Regions from separate parts of the Homo sapiens genome. Here region 1 is linked to region 2. Evidence: read pairs that join two places in POLR2A ChIA-PET (ENCODE). Cell type or tissue: Caco-2. All regions are shown on one strand. Each heading gives the region's core, and the rest is flanking DNA. Links, peaks and the distances in the headings are about the cores only. Region 1 overlaps CEP350 (centrosomal protein 350). Region 2 overlaps LOC101928933 (a long non-coding RNA gene).

Region 1 (4,406 bases), core at 220-4,219, 58 kb before region 2:
GATTCCATTTATGATTTTAAATCCCAAGAAAAATATACGTTAAGTCAACTAAATTTCATTTCCAAAGTGCTATATATCTGTGAATTAAAAAAAAAAATCAGACATATATAACCTCAAAATGAAACTCTCATCACTAAAAACAAATGAAAACTCATTGTCAAGGGTGATGCAATAGTGCTAAAGTCCCTGGTCAAAAGATGGTGAAAACACCATCTACGGTTACTGAACATGAGGCTGCTTCATAGCTACCAAATATCAAAGGAAAAAAATTAAATGCCAGTGTCTCTGACAAAAAAGCAAACAACACGAGACTGTAAGAAGAAATCAAACTGAAATAAAACTATTACATCAACAACTTATATTTAAGGTAGAGTGTGGTAGCTACACCTATAATCCCAGCACTTTAAAAGGAGTCCAAGATGAGAGGATTACTTAAGGCCAGGAGTTCAAGACAAGCTGGGGCAGCACAGAGAGACTTCGTCTCTACAAAAGATAAAAAAAGATTAGCCAGGTGTGGTGGCACACCCCTGTAGATCTAGCTGTCTGTTTTGTCAAAATTTATATTTAATATATGTATATATTTGGAAGTAACTTCATACATACCTTTTCTACTTATTTTTCGAGTAGCACTTGTAGAAGACTTCTTGGTATCCATGACAGAATCACACACAGCTGTACTTGTAGGGGCTACTTCTAATTTATTTTCAATGTGTCTCAGCTAAAGTTTAAACACCATCATAAGACATAAGTTAATTCTGTAAATAATCCAGCTACCATCAATTTACATGGTTATTTAAAAGTATATTGCCCAATACCTTTTTCCAAAGTAGAAAAAAACTCAGGAATCCTTTCTTATAATATTTGTTTTTCATCATTTTTTACTTTAGCTATAATAACATCTGGCACAATGCTCCCCAAATTTAGACAAGAAAATCAGTAAGATTCTGAAGAATATCAAAGAGTTTCCATTTGACATGTTGATCTATTTTTTAAATTGTTGAGTATTTTCAAAGTAGTAAATTATCTGACTTTTTTTTTTTTGAGACGGTCTCGGTCTGTCGCGCAGGCTGGAGTGCAGTGGCGTGATCTCAGGTCACTGCAACCTCCACCTCACGGGTTCAAGAGATTCTCCCTCAGCCTCCCTAGAGGCTGGGATTACAGGCGTGCGCCACCACGCCGGGCTAATTTTTGTAGTTTTAGTAGAGATGGAGTTTCCACATGTTGGCCAGGCTGGTCTCGATCTCCTGACCCCAGGTGATCCACACACCTCAGCCTCCCAAAGTGCTGGGATTACAGGCGTGAGCCACTATGCCCAGCCAATTATCTGACTTTATATGTGACATACCATTATGCAATATATCCTGTGCATTTTACACGCAAAAATGAGGAAAGAATTATTTACCTGAACCAAAATTTAGGACTATAGGTACTCAAACAGCCACAGTGTTTTACAGTTTTATGTCTATAAAATAAGTTTCACAATAAAGACAAAATTCGCAAGATAGAATTCAGGTTTCACATACACACTCTGCAATATAAGTCAACTTTTGATTATAACCACCAAAGTTCTCAATGACTGAAAAGCATTTTCTCCTAAATGGTAAAGTATTACATGCTTACAACAAAAAACTAGGAAAACAGAAACAATATAAAAAATGAAATTAAAATCAAAATTCCATCACATATAGACATTTTATATAAAATTTTGATATATCTTCCTTCAGATTTTTTTTTTTTTTTTTGAGACAGGGTCTCACTCTGTCACCCAGGCTGGAGTGCAGTGACATGATCTCAGCTAACTGCAACCTCTGCCTCCTGGGCTCAAGCGATCCTCCCACCTCAGCCTCCCAAATAGCTGGGACTACAGATGTACACCACCATGCCCAGCTAATTTTTGTATTTTTTTTTGTAGAGATGGAGTTTAAAATTCAGAATCTGAATTTTAATAAGCTCCCAAATGTCCAGGTTGATCTCGAACTCCTGAGCTCAAGTGATTGACGTGCCTCAGCCTCCCAAAGTGCTGCGATTACAGGCGTGAGACACTGCGCCCAGCCTTCCTTCAGATTTTTGCATCCCAATGTATTTTAAAAATTGGAATAATTTATGATATATTAATAGTTCTACATCAGATTGTCTCCCCTACTTATATTCCTTTATCATCCTTAAATGTTCTTCAAAAACACCCAATAGTTTTGAAAAACAACTATTAACAGTTATTAACTTAGTGCTAAACTCTAAATTAGTTTAGCACTAAGTTAAGCTGGGGGATAAAAACTATTTCTACACTATAGAAAACATAATGCTCAGGTAGAAGAAAGAGAATATATATTGCTATATTTATAGGGCCAAAATATGACTCTGCATTGGGACCAAATCTAGGTTATAACACCTTTTCCAGATTTATTTTCAAACTAGTTCTAAAGATTAGAGGACAGAAAATATCACTGAAATACTTAGTAAAGAAATAGGTGATTCAAAATCAGGTGGCATAGAAAACAAAAAAGGGTATATTAGGAAAGTAATTTGCCCAGAGAGCAAATTAAAAAAAAAAAAGGGTTTCCCTTTGAATGAACTATGCATCACCTGCCAAATTTGGATTCCTAAACTTTAGACAAGATTGGCCAGAACACAAATGGGAACAGGTTGCCCATAGTCATTCTTCTTCAGTGGTAAGAGAAAAAAAACAACCTGTTATTGATACAAAAAAGAAGTAACTCTTTTAACACTGTTATTCAACATAGTACTGGAAGTCCCAGCTAGAGCAATCAGACCACAGAAAGAAATAAAGGGCATCCAAATTGGAAAGGAAGAATAATTCACAGTCTATTCAAGAAGTTGGTTTCCTTCATTTCCTCCCTAACAATGAGCTTTCTACATAGACAAAGCCCTACCTTCATCCTCTGTTTTAAATTTTTTTTTTTTTTTTTTGAGACAGGATCTCACTCTGTCGCCCAGGCTAGAATGCAGTGGTGTGATCATAGCTCACTGCAGTCTTGAGCTCCTGGGCTCAGGTAATCATCCCACCTCAGCCTCCCGAGTGGCTGGGACCACAGGCACATGCCACCACACCCAGCTAATTTTTGTACTTTTGTAGAGACAGGGTTTTGCCATGTTTTACAGGCTGGTCTTGAATGCCTGGGCTCAAAACGATCCTCTCACCTTGGCCTTCCAAAGTGCTGGGATTACAGGATGAGCCACTGCATTCAGTCTAAATTCTCTTTTCCACATACCAAATGAACAAATTTATTAAAGGTGAATAAACAGTACAAATTATTATTATTATTATTATTGAGACAGGGTCTTGCTCTGTCATTCAGGCTAAAGTGCAGTGGCACAATCAAGGGTCACTGCAACCTCGAAGCCTCAACCTCCCTGGGCTCAAGCAATCCTCCTGCCTCAGCCTCCTGAGTAGCAGGGACTACAGGTGCACACCACCAGGCCTGGCTAAATTTTGTTTTTTGGTAGAGACAGGGCTTTGCCATGTTGCCCAGGCTAATCTCAAACTCCTGGGCTCAAGCTATCTACCCACCTCAACCTCCCAAAGTGCTAGGATTACAGGAGTAAGCCACCGCAACCAGCCAATTTTAATAGTTTATATGGCATGATGCTTGTGCTCCTAATTCCTAAAGTAGTATCTTGTTTATGACTTTACCATTTAATAGTTGTCATTTATGTTCATTTTATAATATATTATATATTATATATGATAATACTATAATATTACTATATACTATGTATATAAGTATATACTGTATATAGTATATATATTATATATAGTGTATACATATTTTATATAGTATATATAATAATATATAGTATTATTCTATAGTAATATATAGTATTTAAAGAACAGTATGGAAAACATTTTAATCTATTCAATCATAACAGGAAATTGATTTTAATCCAGAAATAAATAAATGGAAGCTAAAACTACTTACAGCAGCCTTGGTTTGAGAAAGTGCATCCCACGATGTGGTTATATCTGCTGGGAAAAAAAATGATATTTACTTTATCAATCAACCAGAATCTCTGAATTAGACCTCAGAATCTGAATTTTAATAAGCTCCCAAATGCACTCAAAAGTCTGAAAACTACCTTATTAGGCAGAACAATTCCTCAGCAAATGCTTTATTATATTGAGTCAAAATGGGTTTTTATCTATAAGATTATTAAGCCAACATTCCCAACATACGGTTTAAAGGTAAACAGACACTGCTACCATTGGACTGGCATTTCCACTCACACCTGTATCAGACAGCTCCAAAAAAAAGCAGCATCCTCAGTTTACCCCAATGAGCTGAACAAATATAAAATTTTATATTGTACTGTATCTTATAATACAATGTGAAAAAGATTAGAAGCTATTCCAGATTTTGATCTACCAGTAAAAACATAGGTAAAATCCA
Region 2 (4,406 bases), core at 281-4,280:
GTTATGATTTATATGTTTTCCCACTGGGTGGAAGCCTTTCCCCATTGCAGACTAACAGCCTAAGCAGTAAGTTAAATCTTATTAGGAAAAAATAATCCCCATATGGGGTGTACCCTCAGAACTGTACAGTGACGAAGGCACTCATTTTGCTAGGCAGAATATAAAATCAATATGTAAAATTTTGCCTATTCTGCATTTCCACTGTGGCCACCACTGACAGTCCTCTTGATTAGTGGAACATACTGATGGAACAATTAAGACTCAATCGGCGCCAGGCACGGTGGCTCACGCCTGTAATCCCAGCACTTTGGGAGGTCGAGGCGGGCAGATCATGAGATCAGGAGATCGAGACCATCCTGGCTAACACAGTGAAACCCTGTCTCTACTAAAAATACAAAAAAAAAAAAAAAAAAGATTAGCCGGGCGTGGTGGCGGGCACCTGTGGTCCCAGCTACTCAGGAGGCTGAGGCAGGAGAATGGCGTGAACCGAGGAGGTGGAGCTTGCAGTGAGCCAAGATTGTGCCACTGCACTCCAGCCTGGGCGACAGAGCGAGACTCCGTCTCAAAAAAAAAAAAAAAGGACTCAATTGGCAAAATTAGTTGAATCTTTCAGTCTGTACTGGCCAAAAGTTTTGCCCTTGGTGCTGTTTAATCTTAGACCTACCCCTTTTGGAAAACATTGGTTATCCCCATTTGAGATAATTACTGGAAGACCCATGCACTTTATGAATCAAATCTAATCAAAGGTCACGTGCTCACCTACTGTAAGGAACTGGTCCAGGTGTTATAAAAAAATTTGTTTTTCAAGGCTAAGTCTCCTGAACGGACATCTCAATCTGATGGTTATCTGAAATTAAAATTTACCAGGAACCACTCTGCTGCTCAGTCTTGGAATAAGAAGCAGGCAACGTGAGAAGCTGACAGCTGGCCCAAGTGTCTGGCCCCTGCCTGTATAAGACTCCAAAATATTACTCACTCTTTATTACCCTTGTTCTAATTTTTATCCTAATTATAGAACTACTTTATCTGTCATTGAAAGTCTACAAGGACCACAACAACATGTGCCAATCCTTGTACTTCTGCCAAAATAAATTTCTTTTCTTTCTTTTTTTTTTTTTTTAGACAGAATCTCACTCTTTCGCCTAGGCTGGAGTGCAGTGGCATAATCACAGCTTACTGCAGCCTTGAACTGGGCTCCAGCAATCCTCCTGCCTCAGCTTCTTGAGGAGTTGAGACTACAGGTGCACACCACCACACCTGGCTAACTTTTAAACCTTTTGTAGAGACAGGGTCTCACTATGTTGCCCAGGCTGGTCTCAAACTCCTGAGCTCAATCTGCCTGCCTCGGCCTCCCAAAGTGCTGGGATTACAGGCGTTCACCATCATGCTCAACCTTTAAAATGGGTTTTCCTAAATAATTTAAACCTCACATGAATACCTTTTCAAACCTGGGAGAACTTATTTTTAAATCACCTCTTAAATTTTTCCCCCCAAAAAGCAACAATGGCTTACAACAAAAATATTTCACTGAATTGTTTACAGAAGATAATCCATTTTCTAAGTATATTAACAAAATTTACAATTTATTAATTTTAATAAAAATTCATACATGTCTTTTGGTATCTAGAAAGCTGACCTAGTGATTCAAACAGAAAAGATTAGATTCCTGAAATACACTTCTGATTCTATCACTGACTCATTGTGCAGGCTTAAGCAAGTTATCTAATCTCCTGGTATCTTAGTTTCTGCACCTATAAAATGGAGGTAATAATATTTGCTATAAGATAACATCAGCTATGCACTTGAAGAACCTCAGATGGAAGGCGCCAGAAATATGTTGCTATCTGCAGCATGACCTCATACTGTCTGAGAAATGGACCTTACCAGGCTTGTTGATTATCCCAGCACCTTACTTCCAAACTTCTCCTGTTCAACTTACTTTTTTACTTTATTCGTTTCTATTTACCGGGTACTCTTTATGTATTTTAATTTCATTGGCTGTTTTTATTGTTTTGAGGAGAATTGATACTTTGAAGAAACCATGAAACTAAAACTTTAATTTTTTTGTTTAAATTATTATGTTTAAAATTTGAAACAAATTTTTTAAAGCACTTAACTTTCCAATTATGGGAGATGGCTGTAGCTATGAGAGTTATATTAGCCTTATCCATTCATTCCTCTTGTTTACTTAGAGTTTATTTCACATTAATGTTAGCATGCACATATTTACATTACTCCCTGTATACTTTACAAAAGCTTTAAGGCAGATGTTGAGACTGCTATAAATTTGGATGTTTGTGTTCCTTTTCTGCAGGAACGAGATAACAGGTGATATAAGGGCAAAGGGTTCATTGCTTAGAGCTAAATCTAAGCTTAACCTATAGTCCAACCAGCTAATACATGTAGATCTCCTTTGGGCAAACTGCAAAGGTCAAAGGGCCACCTTGGGAATAACCAGATGACTTAAAAAAACAGAACTGCTGATTCAATAACAAAACTTAGAGGTAAAGCCAGAGATAGGAAGTTGGCTGCATTTTCTGAACACAAAAGTACTTCGTTCCCTCTCTCTGCCAACTTGCTTATTCAAGGCTAATGAAAATATTTCAGAGGAGCAAACCTTTGGTCTTTGGAACTTGCCTGTTAACAATAGAAAGCTTAATTCTTTGGAACTATTTCCAAAGGAAAAGATTTCATTGGAATTTGCTCACTCAGATCTTATATTTCAAGCAGCAAGTATTACACTACTCCAACACAGTTTGAGATGCCTGTTGAATGTTGGACAGATCATGGACTATAAGTGATTCTCTTTCAGAGGCTATATCAAGCAAAATATTCTGGGCTTTACATTATATTAAGCTATTACAAACTTTGCCAATTTTATAGAATCAGCATTGACAGAGACTTTAAATATCATCTAGTTCAATTTCCTTTTTTTTTTTTTTTTTTTTTTGAGACGGAGTCTCACTCTGTCGCCAGGCTGGAGTGCAGTGGCGTGATCTTGGCTCACTGCAACCTCTGCCTCCTGGGTTCAAGTGATTCTCCTGCCTCAGCCTCCTGAGTAGCTGGGACTGCAGGTGCGTGCCACCACGCCTGGCTAATTTTTTTTAACTTTAGTAGATATGGGGTTTCACCATGTTGGCCAGGCTGGTCTCGAACTCCTGACCTCGTGATCCGCCCGCCTCAGCCTACCAAAGTGCTGGGATTACAGGCGTGAGCCACCACGCCCTGCCCAACTTACTTTCAAATTAGGACATCAGAACCATAATAGGCCTTTGTTATTAGAGAGCATTCTACCTAACAGAGTTCCAAACATTATTGTCAGGTTTTTATCTCTATAAAGAGGTGTAAATTTCACTAGATAATCCGGTGATTCTATGGGCCAGGCAGTATGTTTCCTCAACATACATGCATTATGTGTTTTTTTTGTTAGTGTAAGTATGGACTTTATTTTTTTTAAAGTCTTTTGAGGACTACAAATTACAAAGTAAAAGCAGATCACTACATAGAAATCTAGTGAATACATTTTGCCTGTGCATGAAAACTTTATCAAAGTTATTCATTTAACAAATTCACCCCATTCACAATATTCAGCTATAATGTTCTTTTAAAGGTTACTATACCTTTATTTAAAATTATGTTACGTTATTCCCTCAAAATGAACTTTTAAACGACAAACTTTTGGCTCATAAGAATGGCACCTTCAAAAGGGATGACTTCCACTCAGTCTCTGGTGGCATTATTCCAGGCTAGTTTCTTTCACCAGTTAAAAACCTTCAAAATGTTCACTTTTAACACAGTCTTTCCATAAAAAATATGGCTACATTCCACCACCACCTCCCCAAGCATCGTATGCTTATATTATTTAATGCCATTTTTGCTCCTTAAGAAGTGGATACTGCCTGAGTATGGTGGCTCACGCCTGTAATTCCAGCACTTTGGGAGGCCGAGGCGGGTGGATCACTTGAGTCCAGGAGTTCTAGACCAGCCTGGGTGACACAGCGAATCCATCTCTACAAAAATTAGCTGGGTGTGGTGGTGTGTGCCTGTAGTCCCAGCTACTCAGAAGGTTGAGGTGGGAGGATTGCCTGAGCCCGGGAGGCGGAGGTTGCAGTGAGCCAAGATCATGCCACTGCACTCCAGCCTCAGTAACAGAGAAAGACCCCATCTCAAAAAAAAAAAAAAAAGTGGACATTATGATGGAATACAATGTAGAATTGTAGAATGATGGTTAAGAATGCAGATTCTGGAGTCAGACTGAGTTCAAATCCTAGCTCCATCAGTTACTAACAGTAGTTCTGGGTCTGTGTTTCCTCATTGGTAACAGAAAGATAGTAATAGCACCTACTTCAAATATTATGAAAATTAAATGATATAGTATATGTATGGTGCCTAGCATGGTGCCTGGC

The links. ChIA-PET counts read pairs that join two places held together with the same protein. Peaks named below come from ENCODE experiments on the same cell type or tissue, not always from the same donor. Only the 100,000 strongest peaks of a DNase experiment are listed, where the experiment ranks them.
Region 1: POLR2A ChIA-PET joins it to region 2 with 5 read pairs; 6 of 35 experiments call an interaction of 5 or more read pairs at or near these places.

Annotation. Positions count from the first base shown.
Region 1 is chr1:179,986,819-179,991,224 of GRCh38, reverse strand. CEP350 (centrosomal protein 350) reads right to left here. Exons shown (of 38, transcript NM_014810.5): 3 at 3,939-3,985; 4 at 604-718. Among named protein-coding and RNA genes, the nearest start is that of CEP350, 34 kb to the right of the region's middle. In Caco-2, for the core only: no CTCF peak of the experiment used is centred there; no DNase peak of the experiment used is centred there.
Region 2 is chr1:179,928,495-179,932,900 of GRCh38, reverse strand. The region is part of intron 2 of LOC101928933 (a long non-coding RNA gene); the gene reads left to right. Among named protein-coding and RNA genes, the nearest start is that of CEP350, 24 kb to the left of the region's middle. In Caco-2, for the core only: no CTCF peak of the experiment used is centred there; DNase peaks (open chromatin) are centred at 1,830 and 2,430.